Linked DNA regions of Homo sapiens: regions 1, 2, 3, 5, 6 and 7 are each linked to region 4. A link is a loop called in an ENCODE intact Hi-C map of the cell type or tissue named here. Cell type or tissue: Caco-2. All regions are shown on one strand.

The links. A loop is a pair of places that touch in the nucleus more often than their neighbours do. Peaks named below come from ENCODE experiments on the same cell type or tissue, not always from the same donor. Only the 100,000 strongest peaks of a DNase experiment are listed, where the experiment ranks them.
Region 1: it touches region 4 in a loop (11-fold over the local background); 35 of 110 quality-filtered maps call a loop at or near these places.
Region 2: a loop joins it to region 4, with 3 times the contacts of the local background. A loop is called at or near these places in 9 of 110 quality-filtered maps.
Region 3: a loop joins it to region 4, with 18 times the contacts of the local background. A loop is called at or near these places in 7 of 110 quality-filtered maps.
Region 5: it touches region 4 in a loop (11-fold over the local background); 16 of 110 quality-filtered maps call a loop at or near these places.
Region 6: it touches region 4 in a loop (21-fold over the local background); 4 of 110 quality-filtered maps call a loop at or near these places.
Region 7: a loop joins it to region 4, with 14 times the contacts of the local background. A loop is called at or near these places in 9 of 110 quality-filtered maps.

Annotation. Positions count from the first base shown.
Region 1 is chr5:168,945,015-168,949,014 of GRCh38, forward strand. The region is part of intron 4 of SLIT3 (slit guidance ligand 3); the gene reads right to left. Among named protein-coding and RNA genes, the nearest start is that of SLIT3-AS1, 66 kb to the right of the region's middle. In Caco-2, CTCF peaks have their summits at 1,537 and 2,433 (motif pointing right); DNase peaks (open chromatin) are centred at 1,547 and 2,427.
Region 2 is chr5:168,872,677-168,876,676 of GRCh38, forward strand. All of the region lies in intron 5 of SLIT3 (slit guidance ligand 3), which reads right to left. Among named protein-coding and RNA genes, the nearest start is that of MIR218-2, 110 kb to the left of the region's middle. In Caco-2, a CTCF peak has its summit at 2,230; a DNase peak (open chromatin) is centred at 2,225.
Region 3 is chr5:169,546,355-169,550,354 of GRCh38, forward strand. All of the region lies in intron 2 of LOC105377714 (a long non-coding RNA gene), which reads right to left. All of the region lies in intron 3 of LOC105377715 (a long non-coding RNA gene), which reads left to right. Among named protein-coding and RNA genes, the nearest start is that of SPDL1, 35 kb to the right of the region's middle. In Caco-2, a CTCF peak has its summit at 2,163 (motif pointing left); no DNase peak of the experiment used is centred here.
Region 4 is chr5:168,704,823-168,708,822 of GRCh38, forward strand. SLIT3 (slit guidance ligand 3) reads right to left here. Exons shown (of 36, transcript NM_003062.4): 26 at 3,154-3,278. It overlaps SLIT3-AS2 (SLIT3 antisense RNA 2), which reads left to right and starts at 2,105. Exons shown (of 7, transcript NR_130737.1): 1 at 2,105-2,445; 2 at 3,615-3,825. In Caco-2, a CTCF peak has its summit at 1,921 (motif pointing right); a DNase peak (open chromatin) is centred at 1,969.
Region 5 is chr5:168,985,792-168,989,791 of GRCh38, forward strand. The region is part of intron 4 of SLIT3 (slit guidance ligand 3); the gene reads right to left. Among named protein-coding and RNA genes, the nearest start is that of SLIT3-AS1, 25 kb to the right of the region's middle. In Caco-2, a CTCF peak has its summit at 1,977 (motif pointing right); a DNase peak (open chromatin) is centred at 1,970.
Region 6 is chr5:169,195,396-169,199,395 of GRCh38, forward strand. The region is part of intron 3 of SLIT3 (slit guidance ligand 3); the gene reads right to left. Among named protein-coding and RNA genes, the nearest start is that of MIR585, 66 kb to the right of the region's middle. In Caco-2, no CTCF peak of the experiment used is centred here; no DNase peak of the experiment used is centred here.
Region 7 is chr5:168,880,058-168,884,057 of GRCh38, forward strand. It overlaps SLIT3 (slit guidance ligand 3), which reads right to left. Exons shown (of 36, transcript NM_003062.4): 5 at 3,208-3,279. Among named protein-coding and RNA genes, the nearest start is that of MIR218-2, 110 kb to the left of the region's middle. In Caco-2, no CTCF peak of the experiment used is centred here; a DNase peak (open chromatin) is centred at 1,942.

The DNA of each region.
Region 1 (4,000 bases), 240 kb after region 4:
AAGAGGAAGGAGGGAAGGAGAGGCCCCAGGGTGGTACCTGTTCAGCTCAGAAGATTGGCAACACTGACACTCAACTTCTGGAAAGGGAATGGGACCCTGCTAGCTCATGCCCCACAAAGTCACATCACACTGATAACATATCAGGGAGTTGCTTTAATGACTGACCATGCAAAACTGCATTCCAGAAAAGAAAACCAAAGGAAGATCAAAAGCTTCGTGATTGGTATCCACATTTTTTTTTTTTTGAGACAAAGTCTCACTCTGTTACCCAAGCTGATGTGCAGTGGCGCAATGCTCACTGCAACCTCCACCTCCCAGGTTCAAGTGATTCTCCTGCCTCAGCTTCCCAAGTAGCTGGGACTACAGGCATGTGCCACCATGCCTGGCTAATTTTTGTATTTTTAGTAGAGACAGGGTTTCACCATGTTGGCCAGGCTTGTCTTGAACTCCTGACCTTATGATCTGCCTACCTCAGCCTCCCAAAGTGCCGGGATTACAGGCATGAGCCACCACGCCCGGCCCAGTATCCGGTCTTAGGCAAGAGAGATGATCACACATTCTGGCCTGGCCTCTCCACAGAGGTTCTGTGTCTCCGCCTGGAACCCTCTCCACATGCTATACTTTTAATATGTTCTAGGTCTGCTTTCAGTTATTCCAAATATATCAACACTGAGAGAGAGAAAACAATCCCGACTGCTTTAGGGCTAAACTCGGGTGTTTCCTCCTCCCAACACGTGCAACAAAACGCATGCATATGTGGCTCTGTGAAGAGGCAGCCAGCGTCTTAGGGAAACCCAAAACCATGTACAAAGAAAGAGGGCAGTGGTTCCACTAGGCCTGGGCCAAATATCTCTTGATTTGTTCTAATCTTTGGGCTTGTGCTTAATGTCATGATTGGATTAGAAACAAGATTTTCCTCCCAGGCTATGAACTTGGAAAGTTTCTCGCGTACTGTTTCTAAATTCCTTGTTACAATAATAGCCGCACTCTATGTACTAAGTTTTATGTGCTGTATTCTTATTTAATTCTTACGACAATGCTAGGGGGGAGTCACATCAAATGTAGGTGGTAGCAGTGAGGCTCTGAGATGAAACAATTTCCCTGAGTTTACCTGGCTGGTTTTCAATGAGGCTGGGATTGGGACTTGTGTCTGTGCTTGCAATCACTATACACGTTGACCCTTTAGCTCTTTCTTATGGCTGCTGATTTGAGAACCTATCCAAGGGCCTGAGAGACCAAGGGAGGGGACTCAGTTGACCCCAGTCCTCTCAGCCTCCCCAGCCTCTTTGTAATAGAGAATCAGTCCTGCTGCAGGACCTACAGGACCAGAGAGCCTTAGTATCACCCACAGATGCTACCATGGGGCAGCAGCATTGGGCTGGAGACATTGGGCCCCAACCTCCCAAATGCCTGCAGATAGCCTGGGCCCTGCCTTTTCCTACTGTGCCTCCCCAAGCCCCAAGGGGCAGCGGCTGTTAGGGAGGGATTCTCATGGTCCCATAGTGTTCCCCAGCCTTGTTCACGCAGCACAACAGTGACATCCAGGGGAGAGGCTTGGTGATGGCAGGGACCACCTGGCTCCAGCATCTTCTGCAGGTTTCTGGGCTGATTTGCAAGCACAGGCCCTGAATCATCAGAGGACAGGCATCTGGGGGCTTGTGGGTCCACAATCCCCTCTGCGGCCTGCCTGGGGTCTTTCGACACCGGACACACGCTCACCCCCTAGCCCAGCCTTCATCCCTCATTCTCACCCCTTCCCTACTCTTTGCTCAGTTACTCCAGGGTTTAGAAAGGGTGTCTTCAACTTGACCTACTGGAACACACAGCTGCTCCCCTCCCCTTCGAACACCTCTCCATTTGCAAAGCCTTTTATCAGCTCCATCTGATGATAGAGAACAGGTTTCTGGAACTAAAAATTAGCTCAGTCTTTTTTTCAAAGAGAAAAGATTTCACAATTAAATGGTGAATGTATGGGGGTGTATTGTTATTATTACTATTATGTCTCACACTAGCATTTTCTAGTTTCTATATATTGTGGTGTCCCCTTTGTTTTGATCTGCATGAGAAAGTCAGTATTGTCTATGGAAGTAAGAAACATACACTGCACAAAAGGAATTAGATCCTACACACACACACATAAATATGCAAGTATTTAAACATTTAAACAGAAACCAAGGGCAATATAAACTAAAAGGCTGAAAGAGAAATGCAACGAGAGAAAAAACAGATGCTTGCCTCTGCTGGGGACTTTTCTGGGGGAACATTTGGGCTGATGCTGCCCATCACCTTTCCCTGGCCTGTGGGTGTCATCTCTGCAGACTGCACTCTGGGATGTTCCCTGGGTCCCTCGGGAGCTGCAGGGAGAGCCACCGTCTGCCGCCCTGGTGCCTGGACTCCACTCCCCCAGGCCCCTGCTCACTGCTCTCTTTGGCCAGGAGGTGGCAGTGCAGAGATGTTGCATGGGACTGTGGCCCAAAAAGGAGGCATAGGAAGAAAAAAAACAGGCTGGGGTGGTGGGCCTTGAGGATTTCTGCCCCACAGCTGTGCCCAGGTCAGGGGCAGGGCCACCTGGGTCCTGGCTGACAGAGGCACCAGGGCTGCCAGTGTGAAAAGTGGGGGCCTGGTTCTTCATACACTGAGCTGGCTTGGTGGAATCCTCCTGGAAGAATGTGCCCCACATGCAGGGCCTGAGGCTGGATGCAGACCCAAGGGCTGGGGCTGGGCAATAATGGGGAAGGAGAGCCTGAAAGGTAGTTTTTTTGTTGTTGTTGTTTTGTTTTTTTCTTTTTTGAGATGGAGTCTTGCTATGTCACTCAGGCTGGAGTGCAGTGGTACAATCTCGATCTTGGCTCACTGCAACCTCTGTCTCCTGGGTTCAAAACTCTCCTGCCTCAGCCTCCTGAGAAGCTGGGATGACAGGCATGCACCACCACACCCGGCTAATTTTTGTATTTTTAGTAGAGATGGGGGTCTCGCCATGTTGGCCAGGCTGGTCTCAAACTCCTGACCTCAAGTGATCCGCCCACCTCAGCCTCCCAAAGTGCTGGGATTACAGGCCTGAGCCACCATGCCTGGCCAAGTTGTTTTTATTATTATCCTGAAAACTGCCACCCACAGGAAGGGCAGTGAATGACTGTGTGCCACACTTTCCCTTCTCTGCCGGACCTGACGCGCCACCCCAGCAACACCCCTGCCTTGTCCGGGGCCTGATGCACTGCCTGGCACACAGTGGGTGCTTGCCCACTATTAATAGTCATGGCAACAGAAGGGCAACAGAAGCCCCCACAGCAAACGGGGGCTGTGGATTTTTGGGTTCAGAGGAGACTCAGCGAAGGAAGAGGCTCCGTTGGAACAGGCAGGGTTTAGGTGTCATGTGATTTAGGTGCATACAGAGAACAGAGCCGGAGCCTGAGGGGGCTGCAGATGGATGTGAGGCTGCAGGTAGAAACTCCCTCTCAGCACCTGAGAGAAATGATTGTGAGGTCGGGAGACACTTTGCAAGTCCTTCTGAGGCAGGTGTAAGTTGTGGAATTTTCCCTTTCTGGAGATTTTTAAGAAAAGGAAGCTTTGGTGGATTGATTTCACTGCAAGATGCAGGGCTGAGAATTTCAATTGTATTTTTTTCCCCCATTAGCAGTTGTTTGTCTCAGCAGCTCTTGCTCTAGGAACAAAGTCTAATGTGACCCCAATATTTAAAGCATATACATGGATTCTGATTAACCATGAAGAAGGCCAGAACTCTGTTATTAGGGCTGCCCCCGGGTTATTCTCTTACCCAGGATAGTGTCAAAGACATCTGTGAGCACCGCAGGGCTCTGCTAAAGTGGGTTTGGAAATCATTGGTGGGGACTAATTGTCAGGGCCTGGGATTTGGTCCTTTCTGGTCATCTGCTGAGTCAACTTTGGGTGTGTCTTCCTGAGCTATGAAGGGAGGAGTGTGGACTAGCTTAGCAGTTCCCACACCTGGCTGCCCTTCAGGCTCTTCTGCAGAGGTCGTTAA
Region 2 (4,000 bases), 170 kb after region 4:
CGCTCAGGCTAGAGTGCAGTGGCACAATCTCAGCTCACTACAACCTCTGCCTCCCAGGTTCAAGTGATTCTCCTGCCTCAGCCTCTCCCGAGTAGCTGGGACTACAGGCACCCGCCACCACACCCGGCTAATTTTTCGTATTTTTAGTAGAGACGGGGTTTCACCGTGTTAGCCAGGATGGTCTTGATCTCCTGACCTCATGATCCACCTGCCTTGCACTCCCAAAGTGCTGGGATTACAGGCATGAGCCACTGTGCCTGGCCAAAAGTTCATACTTTCAGACAATCTTGATGGTCTTCTTGGAAATTCTGTCCCAACTGTGACCTTCACAGCCTGCTCCTACCTTGGGTCTTGGCTGATACCAAGCCAGAAATGCTTTTCCAACACTCCCCATGAATCTGTCTGTATCTGCTGTTTCCTTCCAGGCATCCCTCCATGCTCACCAAATCTCAGGGTTTTTCCCGGCCAATCTCTCAGAAAAACACTGCCTGAGAGTCCACGCTAATCTTGGGATCCCGCTGTAGCCTTGCCATGACCCATTCTGTGGCCTTGTGGCCTTGGGAGAGTTTCTGAATTTAAGCCTCAATTTCCACCTCTATACCTAGAGGATAAGCAACTTTTCCCTAGTGGTCCTGCAAGACTGTTGCAGTAATTAAACAAGATAATACATATGGCCGGTATAGTGACTCACACTCGTAATCCCAGCATTTTGGGAGGCTTAGGCAGGCGGATCACTTGAACCCAGTAGTTCAAGACCAGCCTGGGCAACATGGCAAAATCCTGTCTCTACAAAAAAAAAAAAAAATTAGCCGGGTGTGGTGGCTCACACCTGTAATCCTAGCTACTTGGGAGGCTGAGGCAGAAGATCGCTTGAGCCCAGGAGGCAGAGGCTGCAGTAAGCCAAGGTCCTGCCACTGCACTCTAGCCTGGTTGACAGCGAGACTTACTTTCTCTCTCTCTCAAAGATAAGATAATACACGTGAAGGCTGCGTGCAAACCAGAAAGCAACGTACAAATGCGAGGCACAGAGTTTCTCCCTCCTGGACTCCTCACTAGTATTTTCTCTATTTTATAGACTAAGAGTTGAGAAACCTGCCCAAGCTCACATAGGTAGTGAGAGGCAAAGCTGAAAAAAAAAACCAAACCTGATTCCAAAACTCATACTTTTAATCACTATACTCACTTGGTCCCAATAAGATAAAGAATCAGAACATCAACGAATACCAGAGCCTCAAAGTATGATCTCCATGTTAATACTCATCTCCTCCTAAGTCCCTTACATTTCTCTGTGGAGCTAAAAATCACCAGGCAAAGACTCAGTCCAATGGCAAATGTCTCCTAAGACCCCTGAGTCGTACTTTGAGGGGGTCAGAATCACTGTTCCTTTTTGCCAGAGTATATAAAAGACAGGATTATATTTTATATGCCTGTTTTAAACAACTTGCTTGCTGTACATTTAGTGCTCAAAGGGGTTAAATACTTGTAATGAGTTAAAAAAAAAATTCGTCCACAAATCAAATTGTCTCAGATAATAAATTGTACTGCTGGCTTTAAAATAATAGTCTCCATTATCCTGAAAAAACATCAGTGCTTCTCTGGGCTCCTTCTTGTTGCCTTGACTTTATTCTTCTTTGCTAGGATATCATCATGCCCCTTCATTCATTCATTCATTCAGGGTTTCAGCTGTTCCCTAAAAACGGGAGTCTCTTTGTTCTGCAAGTCATTTATTCCTTCGCTTATTGTTTATTGAGCATTACATACTAGGCATAGGACTAACTCTTAAAAACAGAACAATGAAAAAGGCAGACTCAACCTCTCCTTTTACGTAACTTACAGGCTATAGGAGGAGGAGGACAGCTGAGTAGACAGTTATAACGCAGGGAGGGGTGTTTTAGGAAATATGCAAAGTCTGCCAGAAGACCTGTGGTACTGTCTATGAAACTGTGTCATCTTGGCCTAGAAGAAATTCTACTTGTCACCAATGCAACTTCCAATCCCAGGCAGAAATTCTGGGATGGGGCATTTACCACCACTCTCTCCTTGCTTTTAGATAATACTGTATATGTCTTTATCAGACTAATGGAGTCAAATCTACCTGTTTCTTCTACTATTTTTCTCATTTCAGGAAATTTAACTAATCAGCTGGTATTTATCGAGCACTTATGCCATTGGCCCCGGGGCAAATAGAGAAGAGTGCCCTGGGGCGTGCTTATCCTGTGATATATGCTTGCTGTGCATGTCTCCCCCTGTAGACAAAAATTCACTAGAGCAGGACCGTGTCTTAGTCATCTTTCTTAAGATTTGCTTCAGGTCTGACAAGAGTAAGGGCTCAGTGGTAATTTGTGTAACAATGAATGGAATAAAAAGGAAGAGTGGAAGAAAGGAAGGAAAGAAGGGAGGAAGAGGGGGAGGAAAGAAGGGAGGAAGCGGGGGAGAAAAGGAGGGAGGGAGAAAGAATGAGAGGGAGGAAGGAGGGAAGAGAGGGAAAGAGGAAAGAAGGGAGGAAGACAGAGGGGGAAGAGAGAAAGGGGGGAAGAGGGAAGAGAGAAGAAGGAAGGGAGGGAGGAAGAGAGAGGGAAGAAGAGAGTGAGAAGGGAAGAAAACAGGAAAGAAGGGAGGGAGAGAAAGAAAGAAGAAAGAGGAGGAAGGAGGGAGAAATGAAAGGAGGAAGGTGGCCGGGCATGGTGGCTCATGCCTGTAATCCCAGCACTTTGGGAGGCTAAGGCGGGTGGATCACCTGAGGTCAGGAGTCCGAGACTAGGCTGGTCAACATGGTGTAACACTGTCTCTACTAAAAATCCAAAAAAATTAGCCAGGTGTGGTGGCAGGCACCGGTAATCCCAGTTACTTGGGAGGCTGAAGTAGGAGAATCACTTGAACCCAGGAGGCGGAGGTTGCAGTGAGCCGAGATTGCGCCACTGCACCCCGGCCTGGGCAACAAGAGCAAAACTCCGCCTTAAAAAAAGAAGAAGAAGAAGAAGAAAGAGAAGGAGAAAGAGAAGAAAAAGAAAAAGAAATGAAAGGAGAAAGGGAGACAGGAAGAGAGGAAGGGAGGGAAACAGGAAGGAATGAGGGGGAAGGGAGGATAAGAGGGAGGAAAAAAAGGAAGAAAGGAAGGGAAAGAGAAGGGTGGAGGGAGGCAGGCAGGAAGGTAGACATGACCCCTGTCTTTAGATAGCATTTTTAGGTAGCACTCAGCAAACTGGGGCCCAGTGCAACTTCCTCTAGCAGCAATTCTGAACCTGACACTCTCAGTCAGGAATGCAAAGCAGGAAAGGCTGGGGAACTTGCTGCACTTCCCAGAGATGATAAATCTGCATGGCCTTGCCTCGGATGAGCAGATTTTCCTAAATCCCCCTTCAAGATGCAGCACCCCATTTGAGACGAGAGCCAGGCACTCTTCCTGCGTCAGAGCCGGCTTGCACTGAAGTACACCTCTGTCTCTGGTTGATAAGCCCTGGTAACAGGCACTCAGTTCCCCCACCCAGCTAGCCCCTGAGTCCCTGCAGTTTGACTCTGCCTTTTTAGATCCACTTTACTTGCTCGATTTAGGTCCCCCATATTTCTGAACAACTGCACAAGTCTCCTCTCTGCCCACACAGCTTCAGTCTCTGCCTCTCAGCAATCTACCCTCCCCACTGCTGCTGAAGCTGTTTTTCTTAAGTGAAAATCTGATCATGCCACTCCCCTATTAGGAACCCCCCAATAAACCCCCATTGCTCTATGGATCATGGGGTTCTAGGTCCTACCTTCCTGCACCTCCCCATCTCCCTAACCTCATTGCTCTTTATTGCCTCTCTTGCTAGCTATACTCCAGCCACAAATCTCTCACGAGCATCAACTCTTTCACACACCTCTGTCCCTTTACATATGTTGGTGAATTTTCACATGCTGTTCCTTCTTCCTGCAATACATTTCCCCTAGATGAACTCCTATGCATCCTTCAAGACCCAACTCATGTCATTTCCTGAGTGAAGCCAGAATGAGACCTGTCTCCCTG
Region 3 (4,000 bases), 840 kb after region 4:
GACAAGTTATATATTAAGCAACGGTTCATGATCAGGCAAGCATCTTCTTCCAAATAGGTCTTTAAAATTGAAATAATGATCATTTCTTGCTCTGAGCAAGCCAGTGAATGAAGTCTGTAGCAGAACCAGTGCATCATGTTTTCCTCCTCTTCCAACCTATTTCGTAAACTCTCACTACTAACTGGTGACAAATGGGTTGGTCCTTGTGTGTTTTGCTCCCATCAAATGTTGCCATGCATTTTCTGTTTGCACATGCCTTATGTCTTCTACTAGTTGGAGAGCTTTTGAAGGAAATAACTCTGGTCTTGCTCATCTTTGCAAGAGTATGCTATGGAAACATCGTTATTAAAGTTTCAGTTTATAAAGCAATATAAGGCAAAAGTCTTATCTGGCCAAATCATCCTTGGAAATTTCTTAGAAAGGGGCAATTTGACAACCATGGGTCATTAAGTCCAACATGGCCAGTTTTCTCTCAGTGCTGGAACAGGCCAGTGTATCATTAAATCCTTTATTTTTATGAAGCTTTACATTCTACTGGTTTTGGTTGACAACCAGTTGGCTGGTGAGTAGGCTTATATTGTTTGAAAATATAAATATAAACATGAGTGTTACGAGATGTCTCAACCATGAAAGGTACACAAAGTGTGATACTGGATAAGAAAAGAGAACATTGCTGTCTCTCATCTCATGCTTTTTTTTTTTTCTTTTTCTTTTGAGATGGAGTCTCACTCTGTTGCCCAGGCTGGATACAGTGCAGTGGCGCGATCTTGGCTCACTGCAACTTCCGCCTTCTGGGTTCCAGCAATTCTCCTGCCTGTCTCCCTAGTAGCTGGGACTACAGGTGCATGCCACCACACCTGGCTAATTTTTGTATTTTTAGTAGAGATAGGGTTTCACCATGTTGGCCAGGCTCGTCTCAAACTCCTGACCTCAACTGATCCACCTGCCTCAGCCTCCCAAAGTGCTGAGGTTACAGGCGTGTTCCTGGCCTCTCATCTCATTCTTACTGCAGTCAGGATCCCATCAGGAAAACAGAAACAGAAATCATGCCAAGTGTTTCAAACAGAGGTGATTTAATATAGGAGATCAGTTATACAGAGTCTGGAGGGCTGAAAGAGAAAAAGAAAAAAAAACAAACAAAAAATGGTGTTCAGGTACCTCTGGTATTTGTAGTATAGAAAGCAGCTAGGATTCTTAGGGCTGGAAGATTAAAAAAGAGTAAATAGTGTTACCAGGACACCATTTCTTGGGGGAAGGGTCTCCACAGAGCAGATTTTCCAACCACCAATGTGTCACTGCACAGCTGGCTCAGCAACCTCTGAGGAGATGTCACGTGATTGCTACTTGGACTCCAGTGGTGAGTGCTAAGAGGGAACGTGGCAGTTCCTACTGGTACCTCTGAAGGAGCCACTGTGGAACTAATGCTGGAAATGCTAAAATAAGCTGGAGTCCTACTTGAGTGCTACTGATGGAAGGACTTCGACCAGAACTGAAAACAGAAAGAGCATCCTTCTACCCTCCTATCACCCTCTGATTTCCTGCCAGTGCCTCCAGTCGGCAGAACCTAACCAGAAGCTAGATAGCAAAAAAGTCTGGGAAATGCAGTCTGCAGATTCCTGCCTCCAGTGTCACAGAGCAGAGTATAAAAGCCTGGGCTTAAGGCTGAGAGACAGACAGTAGGTACAATTACTCCGAGGCACAAATTCATTGAGTGAAATAACAGGCAGAATTTCCTACAATATTTATATTATTTTTCTTTCATTTTTTTGCCATAGTTGAATTCCAGTAAGTTAAATGTATGCATGCTATGAATTCACTTTTTCTTGTAATCCCATAGTTCATTAGCCCAATACCCTGCTTATAGCATGTGATTAATGGAGGTATTGAATGGATAAATGAATGCCTTTTTGGCTTTTTGGTGCTAAGGGGATTTTTCTCTGATTATTAGTCCTGTTTAACTGCCATTGAGAAATGAGTCTAGAGAAAATATATAGGAACCTAAGGGTAAACTTTGCTGTAATTCACTGACATTTCAAATGTACCTATCCAAACAGTTCAATTGGTTTCTATCCCCGGCTATCTCCTGTAACTCTCTACCTTCAGTTTACTCTGGAAAATCTCCACTGCAGCTAGCTACACTTGCATAGCCTAAGAGTGACATCCAGTGGCTTATAACTTAACCACTCATTGTAATACATCTGGAAATCTAACCAGCTCTCCATTATCCTTTCAAATAAAAAGGAGGACAATATATAAAACTCTTAACAGAAGATGATACTTAGACAATAGTTCATTAGATTTACTTTGGGAGATTATTAAAATAGATTTGCCTATCTAGTTGTTTGAGATCTCATATTCAAGTTCATTTGTCTTTTTTCCTTTTCTGAGCACATGTCTGTTATAATTCCAGTGATGTCTGCCAATGTCATAGGCTGGTAGATAGAAAAGGAAAGTGGGGATAGATAGGACCAGGACTCAGAGAATTAACTGACTCTAGACCTGGCTTCCAAGACTAGAGGCTCATTACTTTAGGCTACCAATATTGGAAGCCTAAAAGAATGTGGGAAAGTCAGCCTAGATCCAAGCTTGAACTAATATCTAAAGGTTCCCAGTCTGGTCGTAGAGTCTGTCTGTCTAGCATTCCAGGCAGAGACGATCCTTAGCGTTAGGTGGGCTCTTCACTCATGGTCCCACAGGATCAGGCTACTCCAGGAGGATTCCTAGTCAGCAGCTGGAGCAAGGGAGCCTGGGATCAGCAAAATGTCACGGCAGCAATAAGTTGCCGTGTCTCAAGTTCAGGATGGTGCTGTCTCAAGTTCAGGATGGTGCTGTCTCAAGTTCAGGATGGTGCTGCATTCAATAGCAGGAAGCTGAAGGTGATTTTTATATGGAGCTCATGAAGTCAATCTCATTCTAGTATAGACACAGTCTCAAAAAATAAAGCAATTCCATATATGTTTTAAATTCTCCCCTTTCTTTCAATAGAATAGTCGAAGAAACCAATAACTTCATCATAACATCTCACACTTAAATGAACTAGGAATCTCTGTTTAGATGGACCTTAGCCTAAAAAATACTACCAATTCAGAATTCACAGTAGTTTCAATATGTTCTCCTGCTCAAAGGAATTCATCTCAGACAAGCTCCTTCCCCATTTAATAATATTTTCCAGAGGTAACCCAGCAAAAATGTATTTATTTGTAAATATGCAGCAGTGACTTCAAATGAAACCTCATGGTGGCTATAGTTAGAACTATTCAGACATCTCTGTGATTTGGCTAGATTGTACTAAGAGTGACTCATGAATATAATTAATTTACCTTATGATGTCAATAGTGGTAAGAGATGTGTTGTACCTTCCTTCCACTTAATCAAATCCCACAGGGAAGTGAGATATATTTTTCAAACTATGAATTCTGTAAGGAAACAGTTTCCACAAAGTCTACTTGCCCATTACACCAAAGTGATGGGCAGGTTTAGTGTCTCCTATGGAAATTTCCATGCATTTTTAGAACATATGGAAACTGCAAGGCAGAGCTATGAAAATTCAGAGATGCTTACAACATCAAAACATTCTTTTCCTCAGTGAGAATGTGCTGTCATATGACAACGAGCAGGAGGAGGATAGTGAACTTAGCTTTTATCAAGGTACTTATTACTGTGGAAAATAGGAGGTCTCAGGAATCAGGTGTAAATAAGTTCAAAGTACAGACTCAAATGATGTTTTAATTATCAGTAAAAAGGGAAATGTTGGAAACTTAAATAGAAACTAGATGATATACATATTTCACCTTTTCCAATTAATCAATCTAACGACAGCTGGTTGGCCAAGAGAGTATAAGGTAGACTTTTCAACTAAAATAGATACATCTTTGTTAGTATTTTGTCTAGTGTTTTTTCCCCAGAAATGCTTTTGCTAGGACATCATATTTTAATAGAAAACAGATTATGTGTCTCAAATCTAATCAACAAATGCAAGAACTTTCACTTACCCCCTCTA
Region 4 (4,000 bases):
GGTTTTGTGGGTATCTGGGGATTTCTGTTAGCCACTCATGCAGAACTACCATCTTAGTCGCTCTGTTTGGGCGGGCTCTAACCCCGGCAAGAAGGAAAGCAGGGACATAGCACAGAGAATTTGATGCAACCCTCAGTTAAAGGATCCCTTGGGTTCAACCTCCTCCATTTTACAGCTGAGGAAACTGAGGTGAGGAGAAGAGCGAGTTCTGTCCAAGGTCATGCATCACATAGGCACAGGCTCCAGAGGGTCCTGCTTGGTGTTCTTCCCATGGCTACACTCTACTTGTCTCTAACCTGGAAATTCAGACAGGTCCTAAATAGTCAGGGATCTTCCACCTTAGCCCCTGCAATCACTGCACTTGCCAACAGGCAGTGAGTGCAGTGGCCAGGAGCACAGCTTCTAGAGTCAGTTGGTTCTGAGCTTTGAATCCCAACTCCCTTACCTACCATGCTCAGTTTCTTCAACTGTAAAATGAGGGTCATTTTAGGAACTGTATTCTAGGGCTCTGATGAGGAGTATGCAAGATAATACATGTACCTTATTTAGTCTACTGTCAGTACATAGTAGATACTCAATAAATGCTGGCTCTTATGTTACTGTTATTATCATAGTTATCATCATCATCACCACCATCTGTACCATTAGCACCATTACCATCATCAACACCATCACCATTGTCACCTTTGTCATCATCACCGATACCATCACCATCATCACCTTCACCATCATCATCTTCACCATCACCATCAACATCATGCACCCTAGACCTGCCTGGGCTCAACACTTTCCTCAAGATCAAAATCTCTGTTCACATTCTTCTAAAATTGACATGATGTTCAGAATCTTGAGAACAAAGTTCAAACAAGTGGCCTTATCCTGCAGTAGCTCTGAAGATACTCTCTTTGCTCTGACACTGACGGTCAGGTCATGCTTCATAGTACAGTCAAGTGTAGCTGGAAGAAGCCTGGACTTCAAACCCAGCTCTACTACTTTCAGACTCAGGCCAGTTTTAAAGAGAAGGAAGCAAGAATCAGAATGTGAAACAGTTTACCTTATCTTTAGAATGGGGATGATACTACCCATCTCATAAGCTGATTATAAAAATCAGAGAAGAAAATAAATGCATAAGCTCCAGATGAGTGCCTGGCCTTTATTGATGATTCAAAAGAGAACTATACTATGTATGGAATTGAGAATGTTACAAATGCAGTCACAGTTCTAGGAGAATGACTGAAGTTTCTTGGCAGTTCACAGTGCCATAGACTGATAATCCTGGATCAAACTAGCAACATACCACCTGTTACTGATGGCCTATTCCACACCCAGGTATGAGGGACCACCATGCAAGGGTAAAGGTGAAAGGCAGCAGTATGCCAGCTTATTGAGTGCTCACTGAATGCCAGGTATCATCCTAGTGTATTGCGTACATTACTGTACATTTGATTCTTACGGCAAACCTATGAGACAGGTCCTAGTTTGCAGCTGGGAAGACAGATGAAATTACTAGCAATGGCTACACAGCTAGTAAATGACAAAGCTGGAATCCACACCTGCTTCTCTGTGTAATTGCACAGTCTGAATTTTCTCTGCTGAATCCATACAAGGGAGTTTGAGAGGATCCACACATCCTGAGTATGTCTGCTGTTAATCTCTATTCTCCCCTCCTATTATTTTTTTTGTGTGTGTGGGTGCCCTGTGACTGAATTTATAACATTCTCAATTCCATACATAGTATAGTTCTCTTTTGAATCATCAGTAAAGGCCAGGCACTCATCTGGACCTTATGCATTTAGTCTCTTCTCTGATTTTTATAATCAGCTTATGAAATGACGGTGTATGGGTCTGGGACTCAGTGGTAAGTTTAAGACTTTGGAGGTGGCTGGCTTCAAAGGGAATCCTTTGGCTCTCTTGTCCCAGGCCCATAGGTGGCACTCTGACACCATCTGCTAGAAGCACAGCCATCGTCTAGAAATACATCAGGTAGTCCCATTCCCCAGAATGAGGCTGCCTCTAAGCCTGTCACTACGCACACACAATCCCACTGGGGGCAGAGACCTGGGGATGCCAGCTCACTCTCACTCCACCTGCATCAGATGTGTGCATTAGACAGGCTGTGGGGCTGTCCTGAAACTCTGCGCTTGCCCAGTGCCTTTGGATGGGTGCCCTGGGAAGGCTGGAAGCTGGGCGGGCCCTGCAGAAGAGGATGGAGCCACAGCTTTGCTGATTCCAGTGAAGCCCAAGGAAGGGCTCAGCTATCCAGGAAACCCTCCAGGGGAAAAGGATTGGGTTCTGGAATCACAAAGCCCAGGGTCTTAATCACAGCTCTACTGCTTACAAGCTTCGGACATTGAGTTGAACTCTTGACAGTCTGAGGCCCAGTCTCCATATCCGTAAAAAGGGAATAATGAGGCCTTCTTAGGTTTGCTGGGGGTGTTTGAACAGGTGAGTAAAATGCCAAGCACAGTACTTGGCACAGTCTGTACTCGGTAGGTGCTGGTGAGAGGCACATGGTCGATATCCACAGGGGTCAGCAGAGGGGCATGACACCGTGCTCTGGGTGAAAGAAGGAAGGACTGTCTTGGAGGTAGTCTGGGAGGACAGAGGGGAGAACTGGGATCTCATCCTCTTGCTGGCTGATCTTAGCCGATCAACCTTTTGGGTGAGTTTGCAGCCCCTAGGCCTTTCAATCCCCAATCCCTATATTTACATCAAGCTGGAACCAGCACTTTCAAGGCTGGTTGCTCTGAGGGTGGGGTTTGGCAGGGGCATGGTGGGGTGGAGGTTCTGGAAATCCCTTTAGAAGGGAAATTGGGAGAGTGGGCTCAAGGGATGCCTCTACTTGGAAACACTTTTTCTCTGAGACTTAATTTCTCCATGTTTCACAAAGAAAATACAAATGTTACATTTCCTCTTTCTCTCTGGACATCCTTGTCAAGACCATATGGGGGCCTCTCTGACTGGCAGCTCCCGCTAGTTCAGAGAACAGTGTTACTGGCAAATGCTGCTTTGGAGTGGTGACCTGTGCGATGGACTCATCCAGGCTGTCCCTTGGAGAAGGGAGGGTACGCAGGGCATGGTGCCCCTCTCTAGGGCCAGGGCTGAAGGAGGAGCCTGAGGCATGAACACGGGGGGGCAGGGCCTCCAGCATACCTTGTAGCTGTAGGGGCAGGCACAGCGGTACAGCTCCACAGGGTCCTGGGTGCATGTCCCGTTATTCTTGCACGGGCTGGAGAGGCAGGCATTGCATTTGGCCACAATGTTGATGTCCACTGGCCCTGGGCAGCAAAACCAGAGTACTGATGGCAGGTCCTGAGTGCGCTCACTGCCATACCTCCCTTCCCCTCTGCTCTGGGCCCTCCCTCAGCCAGCGCCAGCCCCTTCCCAACTCCATGCCCAGATGGCAGCTGGCTCTCCTCAGCCAGCACATCCAGTCCAGCTAGAGTCCCATTAATTCAGCCACTGTCCAGTGAGGAAAAATCACAGTGGGACATCATTCAGAAACACTTCTGCAGTCAAATCAATTACTGTAATTAGCCTGATCCGATTTTGGTGCTAATCTGCAAACAATGCACCATAATTAGAAACCCCCTGTGTATCTTTTCATATTCCAGGAAGCTCTGGGCCCAGGCTCCATTCGGACCTCCCATTTTTCTACCCACAAACACCCCTCCCCATGGAATAGTCTGTGCCAGGCTAAGCAGGGCACAGTGCTTGGGCCAAAGGCACACAGAGGAAGTCCCCCCTGGAAAACCTTGGAAGAAAGAAATGGATGGCCCCAGAGGACACAGCGATGATGCTGACAATGGACAGAAAACTGCTCAGGTACATGTTACGTCTGTGACCGTTTCAGCCGTGTGCTTGCTTTAGCTGCGAGCACTGGAGGGAGGTCAGGGTCCTTCCCAGAGCTTTGCAAAGGGGGCTGTGTCCTGCTGCTGCAGCCAGCTTTGACAATGAGCCCTGGATAAACAGGCCATATTTAGTGTCAGGACTATAAATG
Region 5 (4,000 bases), 280 kb after region 4:
AATGGAGCCAATGCAGAAAAAACAAGAGAAGGAAAGGAGGGATGATGGCGGGGGGTAGGAAGAGAGATACAGAGACAGAGTATGGTGGTTGTATTTGAACCCCTGGTTAAATCATGCCTGGGAGTGCCGCACTCCCAAGCTTTTCAGACCCATAAGTCAATCATCTCTTTTTAAACTTGGGTTTGCTTTCCCTAAAACCTTGTGACTGAAAGGCACTTCATCATGTAGTAAGGCTTTTCAAATGAAACGTCCAGCCTCACGAAGAAATGCCTTCTATAAGGGGCTGACACTGAGTCTTCTCAAAAGGCATATGCATTCAGTTTACAAAATCAGAATATGTAATATACCTCATACTTTTCAGTTCTTTCATGTCTTTTCTTACGTCTGGTTCTCCCAATTCCCTGACAGTGCTAGATGCTAAGTAGGCAAATTTCATGACGTAGGGCAAAAATCACGATCCCTATATGATAGATGATGAAATGGAGGCCAAAAGGGGAGAATTAACCCACTTGAGATCGGTCAGTTTGTGAAGGAGCCATGCACCGCACTTCCCAGTGGTGTAGATAAGGGAAAGGAAATATTTGGACGGTGGCGCCCTTCTTACATGGCCTCCATAGCCCTCCTCTCCCTTTGGGTACCATGATGCTTTTCAGCTCACATTGGTACATTGGTAGCTGCAGGGAGAGGCTTCAACATATTTATCAGCGAAAACATCAGCATCCAGGCCCCCATCTCCATTCTCAGTGTCCTCGTCCATCCCACCCCTGCACGCTCTCTCCTTTATCATAACTTGCATGACCTGGACCATCCAGGCATGCTGTGAGCATGGCCCTCCCTTCCTGTGCTAGTGGGAGTTTTCTCCACCACAAGCAGTTTTAGCACAGGCTTGGAGTCAGAAGGACGTGGGTTCACATTGTGACTCCTTTATTATGAATGTGACCATGGGTGAGTGACCACCTCTCTACTGCTTAGATTCCTCACCTATAAAATGGGGGTCATAACAACAAAGACCTTGCAGGGCCTTTGCACATTAATGAGATACATATATAAAAAGCCTTTAGTGTGGGTTTAACTCATGATATACACATTGTTTACAAAGGCTAATATTTAGCCGGGCGTGGTGGCACGCACCTTTAATCCCAGGTACTCAGGAGGCTGAGGCAGGAGAATCGCTTGAACCCGGGAGGCAGAGGTTGCAGTGAGCTGAGATCATGCCACTGCACTCCAGCCTGGGCAACAGAGCGAGATTCCATCTCAAAAAATAAAAGAAGGCTAATATTTATCAAACACGGACTTGGCCAGCTTATTAATGGTCACTAAGCTGTAGCTCTCTCTGTTGATCTGATTCCTATCCATCCTTCAACAGCTACTTCAAATCCCACCTTCCCCTTAACCTGGAATCCTGACAACTCTAGTTCTCTCTCCCTCTTTACTCTGGATTCCACTGCTTTTGATGTCAGAGTCACTCCCTGCTTTGCATTCTTCCTTTATGTTCACCAAGTTAATCTCTCCCACATATTCACAATGACCTATTTCTCCCACCCAGACTATCTATGTGGTCCTATTTTTCTATTCACGCTAATCTCTCTAGCAGTATAGCCTAGTGGTCCAGACCATGAGCTTTAGGGCCAGCCAATCCTGGTTTCAAATCCTAGCTCTTTGCTGTGTCACCTTAAAAATGTACTTAACCTCTGAGTGTCAGTTTCCTCATCTGTAAAATGGTGATGATTCCTGCCTGTCAGGGTTGTTAAGCACACTATAGGAGATACTACATGCAAACTGCTAAGCGTATTTATCACATGCACACAGTAAAGCTCTACCCTTGGTAACATAATGATAGTCTTAGCCACACAAGCATCTAGCTCACTGCCTCGTACCCTATAGGAACCGAATTGATTTAAACCCAGAGGCATTTAGTCCTCTGTGGTTACCTGTACTTTCCCACATTCCCACTCATGGCCACAAGGTGGCAGCCCACCCATTATGGAGGAAGCTTTTATTTCCAGAACGGGAAAGAACGAAATGATTTCTTATGGAATATATAGATGACTTCTTTTTCGGTGTTAGGTAGGTGGGGGGACTGAATATCCTCATAGGCCCCTGGTTCCATTTTCTGTGAGTGCACTACCTGTACACATGGGACCACTGTGTCACAGCTGAAGCAGATCAAACAAGTCAACTGCACATTAAGGTGTTCTCTTCTAGGGAATGTGGCTGGCACCTGTCTCCCCCTTTCTTTCAGCCACACTCCATCAGAAAGCCTGCGGGGTTTAGAAACCTCCCTAGGCTGGGCTTCGCCATCCTGCACCTGTATTAAGGTGTCAGGGAGTCTGGTGAATGGACCATATGTGCACCTATGGTGACCATTTTGTCTGAGACTTTCTGGGTTTTAAAACGGGAAGCCCTGTGTCCTGGAAAATCCTTCCGTGCTAGGCAAACACAGATGGTTGCTCGCTCTAGGGCATCTCTGCTACATCTCCACTGTAACTCCATAGATATGGTTTCCCTTTTTTTCCCATGGAAAAAGAAATTGTGGACATGCAATTTCCCAAAGTCCTACAATTCCATAATTTTATATTTGGAAGGGAACACAGACAACACTCAGATCCTGCATGATGGGGAGAGTAGAATGGTCTTGCCCAGGTCACATGGCTGGGCTGGCAGGGAAGGACCCAGATCCTTGAGTCTAACTCTCAGCTCTTTCCAAGGGCTCCCGACCACTTGGAGCTGCAGGGTATAGAAGGAGGGTGTGTGGCTTCCTGGACGTTCCCTCAAAAGAGCTTCTGGGAAATAGCAAAACAGGGCAGAACTCAGGAAGACTGCGAGATCTAACTTAAAGCAAACTTCCAACCAAATACTTAGGGATGCAATTAACATGCATACGTTATATAAAAGGGTGAATGGGTGGGATTTAAATTTCACCTGGATGGAAAATCTTCACGGATCTCACTTTGGCACACTGGAGGAGAATCAACTAGGAGACCCCCCCCCAGGGGCAGGCAGCACTAGAATTGAGCCTCGAAAGCCTTCCTGGGTTTTGCCTCCAGAGAAAAGAATCAGCATCTCTCTCCTGGGATCTCCTTGGCACACCACTCTCCCCATCTCAGCCAGGCCAGCATTTGTCCTCACTGTTCACTGCAGAAAGTGAAAGTTTCTGGATGTACTTTCATTAACAAATCCTGCTAAAGCAAACTCCTGCTCTCAATGTTATTGGACATTTACATCTTCAGTCTCAACCATGGCACTAAATTAATTTGCCTCAGAGACACACCACTGAATTCAAGTATTTTATTAGAAAGCTACACCAAATACAGGAGCCTTGCAGAACAGAACAGAAAGAATGCCTCTTTTGCAAAGACATGAAAAGCAGGCAAATCCATACAAGACGGAATATGGTAAGCATACATCCTTAGGAAATGATCTTTTGTTTTGTTTTCGGTTAGGAATTCCCACAAAACAAAATTCTTATTAGTAACAAAAAGTTTAAAAAGTTGGTTTCCAAAACAAACTTGACAGGGAAGGAAAGCACCTATGAGAGGAAGGAACCACCCAAGTGATTCTTCTACAAAATAGAAGATGAGCTGCAAACTTAGGCACAGCCACCTGAAATGAATTTGCTGAAAACACAGCAGGAGACTTGCAGCAAACTTTCAGGTGGGATTTGCCACACTTGTCTCGCTCTTTGGGGTAAGGAGGAGAGCCCGAGCAGAGGGAGAATGTGAGGTGACAAGTTCCAGCTAACATCTCTGCATCTAATGTAATTCTGAAAGTTCTAAAGCGCGAACTAGTTGTATCCTAAAAGAGTGAGGCAAATCTGAGTGGTAACCAACATCCACCAGAATGGAAAATGCAGGCACAAACTAGTGCAAAGCAGGGCAAAGACCCAGGAAAGTAATTGGTAGTCACTGTTCCCATAGCCACCCTAAAACGAGAAGATCAGAGAGAATGAACAAGAAACGTAGAAAATCAGCTCAGAGATCTGGATTTTCACCCCAATGAT
Region 6 (4,000 bases), 490 kb after region 4:
CCATGCAGCGAGTGGGTAAGCACTGGGCAGGGAAGCCATCCACGAGACTCCTGATGAGGAGGAGGCAAGGAGGAAAGGCTGGAAAGTTGGATAAGATAAGCTCTAATTCCCTGGCCACCACTGGGGCTGACTCTTGTTTTGTTTTGTTTGAGACGGAGTCTCGCTATGTTGCCCAGGCTGGAGTGCAATGGTGCAATCTCGGCTCGCTGCAACCTCCATGTCCCAGGTTCAAGTGATTCCCCCACCTCCGCCTACCGAGTAGCTGAGATTACAGGTACACACCACCATGCCTGGCTAATTTTTGTATTTTTAGTAGAGACGGTTTTCACCATGTTGGCCCGACTGTTCTCAAACTTCTGACCTCAAGTGATCCGCCCACCTCAGCCTCCCAAAGTGCTGGAATTACAGGAGTGAGTCACCGTGCCCGGCTGAGGGAAGCCTGACTCTTACCCCAGTGCTTTTTATTTTTAAAAAATTGCAGTAAAATCACATATCATGAGATTTATCTTCTTAGCAATAAAAAAACTGTACACTAAAAGTGTAGTTAGTTCAGTAGCGTTGAGTATATTCACATCATTGAACAACTAATCTCCAGAACTTTTTCATCTTGCAAAACCGAAATTCTGTCCCTGTTGAACAACAACTCCCCATCCCTCCTTCTCCCAGCCCCTGGCAATCACCGTTCCACTGTCTGTCTCTGATTTTGCCTGGTGCTCTTTGACCACTGCCAGTATCTGCTTTTTGTGTGTTCCCATCACTAAAGTAGAAAAAAAAAAAGAGGGGGACTCCAGGAAGAGGAGGATGAGGCAACATCTATTTTTATGTTTTGAGTAGTTCCCATGTACTCAGCGATAACAGGTGGAAGCCGTTGGAACTGGAGAAGGCTTGATGTGATGTATGTGGGATTCACCGGGGCTGGGCACAGGTCTGGCTATATTGTGCTCTTGCTGTGGGATCTGAAGCAAGCTATCTAGCCCTTTGGACCTCAGTTTCAGATCTGCAAAATGGGTTACAGTGAGTCTTAAATGACACAGTGTCTACGCAAGCGTTCAGCACTGCAATAAGAGCATGACAACAGTGATGATAATGGTATGGATTGAGTTCTACATGCATGTCAAACGCCATGCCACGTGCTACACAGGCAGGATCATAACTGCAGCAGTGCTCATGGTAGGTGTCATTATTAATCCTGTCTCATACAGAATGAACCTGAAGCCTGGGGAGGTCAAGCCATCCCCAAGGCCACAATGTCAGGAAGTGGTAGTGGCAGGATTTGCACCCAGTCGGTCAGACTCCAGAGCTCTAGTTCTGAACCACCATGCTACTCAAAGCCTTTCAATAAACAACAGCTCCCTCTCCCTTTCCCTTTCTTAATTTTTCTGTTTCTTTTCATCCAGAGTTGCCACTTCCTCCAACCCATCCAAGGCAATGAACCACCCTGTGTACATTGCCTTCCCTGGAAAGGAACTCTCTTGGAGGTCCCTAAGGCAAGAACTGAGTCTCTATGTGGGTCTGTCTGGAACCACCCTCTATTGTCACAACTGTACAAAGTCTTTTAAGAGTTATATTCAGAGAACCAACACTCCATTCCAGGCAAAAATCCTAAAACCCAGCTTGCTGCTGTCTTCAGTGAGTAGGGTGTTCGGTTTGCTGAAAACCCTAAACCAGAGTTGAAGCTAAAAATAAAACCAGCTTGGCTCCAAGGCTCCTGGAAGGGAAGGAATCATTTTCAGTTTTTTGCCGGTATTTGTGGCTGGACAAAAATAAAAATATAACTAAATTTAGCCAATTGTGTGCTGCCCACTGCTTCATAAACCCTGAATGAGGATTCTGGGACAGATGGGTGGGGCTCTGCTCCCAAAAGCCTTGGGACCTTTCCACTTAAGCTCGAGCAGGTCGCCTGCTGGTTCTCAATATCAGAAGGAGCTAGATACTGTATTTCCAGGTAACTCCAGGATTTACTCATATTTACTGAGTAAATATGGGCCTGGAAAGTCTTCCTTGAAAAGATGATGAAGGCTCCAAGCTGCATAAGGTACACTTCCCATGTGGCTTCTGTGAAAGCAGCCCCTCAACAGGAAAATGAACAGAATGAGACATGCTGTTCTCCTGATAAACAGGTAAGTGCCGGGTGCAGACAGTGGCTATTGGCCATGGTACACTCATGCCATCTGCTGTTCTGTTACTCTGGGTCCAGAGGTGGAGATCTCCTGCCATAGTTCAAGCTGGAAGTAAATCCATGATTACTGAATGGAGAACAGGACTGAATGGAACTCATATGAGGACAGAACTGAGGAAGTCAGCAAATGAGATGTGGGCCAGGGCAATGACAGGATAAGGCCTTCCTAGGTATTCCCTCTCCCACTAAGATCAAAACTCCTCAGCTTTCCTGATGCAACAATGGGGAGCATAAAGGTAAAAAAAAAACCAACTGGCTGCTGAGTTGCAAAGCCATACTGCTTTTCAGCCTGAATTGAGAAGCACTAAGAAATAGGCCCTTGTCTTTGTGGAACCACTAAAGGCCTTTCTAGATGTACCTGGGTGTAAGATATAAATAGAAGTTTTTGCCACTTCATCGAACCCATCCATGTATCCATTCAACCATTCATCCATCCAACTGTTCATTTATCTGTACATCCAACCACCATCCATCTATGCATCAACCAACCCATCTACCCAAGCATTCACTCATCCGTCCAACCACCATTTACCCATCCATCCATTCTTTCATTTCTCCAGTTTTTCAATATGAACATACAAAAATGAATAAGATACAGCCCCTTCTTTTAAAAATGTCATATGCTAGTGAAGAAGACAGACCTGAAAACAAAAAATTGCCATGTTCTTGAAAGCGAAGGTGTCGTGGGAACACAATGGAGCAGCAGCTAACCCAGTCCTTGTTAAAAGAAGGCTTCCCAAGGAAGATGGTTTTGAGTTTAGTTTTAAAGGATGACTAGAACTCTTTAGGAGACAGAGGTGGAGACTTCTAGACTGAGAGAGCAGTATGTGCTCTGTACTCCATGGAGGGCCAGGAGACAGGAGCATTTGGGAAGCAGGCTTGCACTGCTAGAACACAGAGGTGACCTGCGAACACAAGTGATGAAGGTGTACAACTAGGCAGCAGTCATACCACAAAGGGCCTTTTTATCCATAATAAAGAATTTGGGTTTGGCTTTTTACAGATAGTAAGAGGGAGCCAGAGAAAGGGTTTGAGCAAGGGAGTGATAATCTGGTTTGAATTTTAAAAAGTTCTCCTGGCCGGGCGTGGTGGCTCATGCCTGTAATCCCAGCACTTTGGGAGGCCAAGGTGGGCAGATCACGAGGTCAGGAGCTCGAGACCAGCCTGGCCAACATGGTGAAACCCCGTCTCTACTAAAAATATAAAAATTAGCTTGGCATGGGGATGCACATCTGTAATCCCCGCTACTCGGGAGGCTTAGGCAGGAGAATCACTTGAACCCAGGAGGCAGAGGTTGTGGTGAGCTGAGATCACACCACTGCAAGCCAGCCTGGGCAACAGAGCAAGACTCCAACTCAAAAAACAAACAAACAAACTATACACACACACACACACACACACATATGTGTGTATATTTATATATATATATATAAATACACACACACACACACACACATACATACATATACACATGTCTCCTGAGTAGCAGTAAGCCCAGTTTGGAGGAGGTTGAAATCGGAAGCAGGAAAACCAGTTAAAAGTGTTCTTGGGTAACTAGTGTCTCTGCATGAAGACCTAATTAAGGATAACAGTGCAGCTGAAGTGTAGGAGAGAGAGGTGAGGTATAATCGGCTGGGTTTTGTGACAGGATGTACGTGAGGATTGGTCTCTGCGTGAAGACCTGGTTAAGGATAACAGTGTGGCTGAAGTGTAGGAGAGAGAAGTGAGGTATAATCGGCTGGGTTTTGTGACAGGATGTACGTGAGGATTCAGGGAGTTACAGGAGTGCGGGTATGAAAAGTCGCTCCAGGTGGGGTAACT
Region 7 (4,000 bases), 180 kb after region 4:
GAAGCTCTGTTGATTTTGTCCCCAGGGACTGCTTACTTTGGCCTCTTTCTCCACTTCCTGCTTCTCTCTCCCAAGAGACAGCGTGAGAGAGAGATACGAGCCTAAACCCTCACATTGGACTACAGCCTCATCTCCTGCCCCGACCTTTCCTTCTGCCACCTCCTCCTGTCCCCGGTTCCCCTTCCAGAACAAATGTTTTCACCGTGATCTGTCCCAGGGCAAAAGCCATCCACATTCTCAGTGCCTACATCTAAAGCCCATGCTCCTCGCAGTCAAGGCTCTCCAGCAACCGGCTTCCACCTCTCTTTCTAACCCAATCACACACTCTTCTGCCCCAGATCCCTCCACTCCCATGAGATGTCTCTGCTGGAAACACATCTTATACAGTTTTGCCTTTACACTTTGCACGTACTATCTTTATTACTTTGTGAATTCTAACCACCATTCAGGCCCAGCTACAGTCTTCACTATTGTAACAAAGGAATACAGCAGCAACAGTAGTTAGAACTTTCTAAATACCTTTCATGCATCAAGCGTAGGACTAAGTTATTCATATGCATTATTTTATTAACCTCCACAAAAACCCTAGGAGGTAAGTCCAACTATTATCCTCATTTTATACAGTGGAAACATAGGCTTAGAAGTGTCAAGTAATGTACTTAACATCACAGACTAAGAACCTAGAACACATGGAATTCATACATACTTCTATCAGACCGCCAAAACCATGCTTCTAACCGCTAGGCTACATTGCCTAAAGCTGTCTGTTCCTTCTGAGCTCTGACAGCCCCTCATTACGTATAGCTACTTATTAGCCAACTTTCATGTTGATTGGTACTTTACTAAACATTTTCTTGTATGTACATGATTCTTGTCCCCAGTTACACTGTAAGCTACTGGAGAACATGAATTGTACCTCTGGGGCCTTTGGGTCCTGCCTGACAAGTGCCTGCTGACTGAACTGATTAGAGGTACACAGTATTCAATTCCCCTTAGGTGTTTTTGGTTAATTCATCCTTTAGGCAGTGAATTCACTCCCCTTTCCTTCTTCCCCGCAAGCCCAGCTGCTAGTAGTGAGTATAAACAAAGAGAAGATCCTCACTGAGTTTAGGATCCTGAGTAATACACATTTGCATGGCTTAGAGGGTGGTCTGATGGTGGGTGCTGGAGTGACTTAGGAGTCTGGGTTTGTAGAATCTTGAACCTTTCAAGTCCTGAGGCCTTTGCGTAGTTAGAGATATTGTAAGAGGGGAAAAGAGACCCTGTAAAACAAAATCTGAGAAACCCTAGCAACTATTAAGAACAATTGTGGGATTTATTCACTTTCTTAACAATCAAAAACATAGTCAGCAATTAACTGTCCAGCTCTGGTTATACATCACTACAATATGTTCTTTTTGGTTAATGGATCCATTTAAAATTAGTGTCATGAGATCTGACTGATATATCACTTTATATACGCAAAATGTTCTTTTGGGGTTCAACCACCAGAAAGCTGGTTGACCCTGAGTTAGTCACTGCCCCTCTCTGGGCCTCCATTTTCTCATACCCTGACGTTCTGGCAGGCTAATTAACATAGTTGTTTTTGGTTCATGTGAACAGTCTTGAGTTCTTGGAATGCATGGAACGAAATACTAGAAAAGCGCTCTGACATGTTAAAAGTGCCAGTTCAGGATGAGAGATCTCTCATTATTTATTTAGTGGTTTTGAAGGTTTGGCTTTTCTGTATCTCATTTTCTCAGGAAGATATAAACTCAGGAGGCTGTTTCTTGCGAGAAGCCTACACCTGTCCTGCAAAGGAGCTCCCATTCTTTGTGGGTGTGGCTGCTCCACCCCGCCCTCTCCTGCTCTTGGGAAAACACCCTCAGAAGCAGCAGCAGGCGGCCTCCTTGTCCCTGAGCCCCTTGCGAAGTCCTCTCTGCTTCTCTGTTCCCTCCACCCACCCCCAGAGACGCCTCTGCCCTCTTGCGTGCTTTGCATGTAAAACACCAAAAGCTTTCCGCTAAGTCCACAGGGGAGGCAGATAACCTGCATCTGGAAGCCATCACCAGCTGCCTTGAGTGTGCCAGTAAACTAAAACCCCTGCATTCATTACAGGGAAAAGTGACAATGTCTTTTTTTTAAGCCTCCCTTAAGACGTCTCAAATTGAATCTGGGGCTGCAGAGAAGGCTGCTGGGCAGAAGTGCTTGCTCAGCCAAATCAGACCTTCTTCCCTACCCCTCTCCAAAAGCATGTTCCGACCCCGTGGGCACAAAGGTTTAGGCAGAAAATTCAAGGCATAGTCCTTGTAGGGGCCCAGGAGTCACGAATAAGGGGTCAGTAGGAGAAGCCAGGTAGGAAATCGTCAAAGTTCAAAAATGTCACGCTGGAACAGTCCTGCGCTTGACTATGGTGACAGCTGCACAAATCTGCACGTGATGAAATCACACAGAACTACCTATGCCTGCGCTCACACAGGCGTATACAAGTGAGCACACGTGGAGCTGTGAAATCTGAAGACTAAGGTCTGTGGATTGTACCAATGCCAGTTTCCTAGTGTTGATACTGTACTGCGGTTATGTCAGATGCTACCATTGGAGGAAACTAGTATACGGACTTGTCTACTATTTTTTGAAACTTCCTGCGAATCAAAAATCATTTTAAAATAAAAAGTTTAAAAAAAAATCCTAGGCCAGTGGAAATGGATCTGGCTATGTCTCTCCAACTTCCTGGGATGTAAGTCCCCATGCTCTCTCAGGAGCCGATGATGAGCCTATTAATAAGAGTGAGAGCTTCAGCACCATCATCGTCAAGGTTCCAATTGATTGACCACGTACTATGTATGAGGCACTAAGATATTTCTTCCTTTTGAACACTTTCTCAGTTGCACAAAACATGCCCACAAGGTTACCATCCCCATTTTACAGAAGATGATAATGATGCTGGGCAAAGCTGGCTTGCACCAAGGCTCTGTAGGGCCAGGCTCTAACTCAGCAGGCACTGAGGCTCCAGTGCTCATATCTGGGGATGACTAACCAGCAAAGCACAGGTTTCTGTGACAGTATTGTGGCATCCAACGTGTGTTCCCTAGAAATCACTCAAGCACAGCCCTCAATTTCATCTCTGAAGGCACCTGGACCACCCTCTTGTCCCATCCCTCACCCTCACTCTGGTCAGAGAGCCCAAGTTAGCCACATACGTAGTGAAGCAAGGAAAACATCACTTACAGGTTCTTCACATCGGTGATGCCGCGGAACGCCTTCCTCGGGATCCCCTGGATCTGGTTTTCACTCAAATCTCTAAACAAGAAGAGAAGAGGCACACTGCATTAAAGACCCAGGCTGTCTTGATCTGCATCTCATTAAATGATAACAATCCCCCCCACCCAGGCTGCTGCCTCTGCGGTCAGAGTGTATGGCGGCTGTTTGGTCTCGGGCCCCAGGCTGCTACAAGCATTCACATTGTTCTTCAAGTGATGGCCGTTGCTGAAATGGTTACCAGGCGGAGCAGCTCGCCTCCAGGGCAGGCTCTGTGGGTGGTCTCGCACCTCCAGGCCACGAGCCAAGAGGCTGGGTTATTTGTTGCACACACTGCACCCAATTCTCTGTTTTCCCACCTCCCGGAGACAACCCCCTGCCCCCCATCCCCCCAACCCCCACACGGCATTCCTCCCCCACTGTGGGGTCAACGCCGCTCAATCTCCCATCTCTCAGTGCTGTCCTCTGCTGCTCAGGACAATCTGCCTTTGTCACAGGGGATTGGAACAGAGCCTGCCCATTCTGATTTTCTGATGGGGGATGACCACTTCAGCTTACTCGAGAGTCCCAGAGATTCCTGGGGGCCCCTAGACCTTCTTAGTGACAGGCACGATAATTTCAAATTGCATTTCCACAGGTCCATGCAAAGTGGGGGTCCCACAGGCACCTCATCTAGCATTAAGCAGTGCCAGCATGTTGCTTTGAGGAGGGTGAGGGATAGTGTCAGGTTCTACAGCTGGCTAAACCTATGTCCCCAGACTGT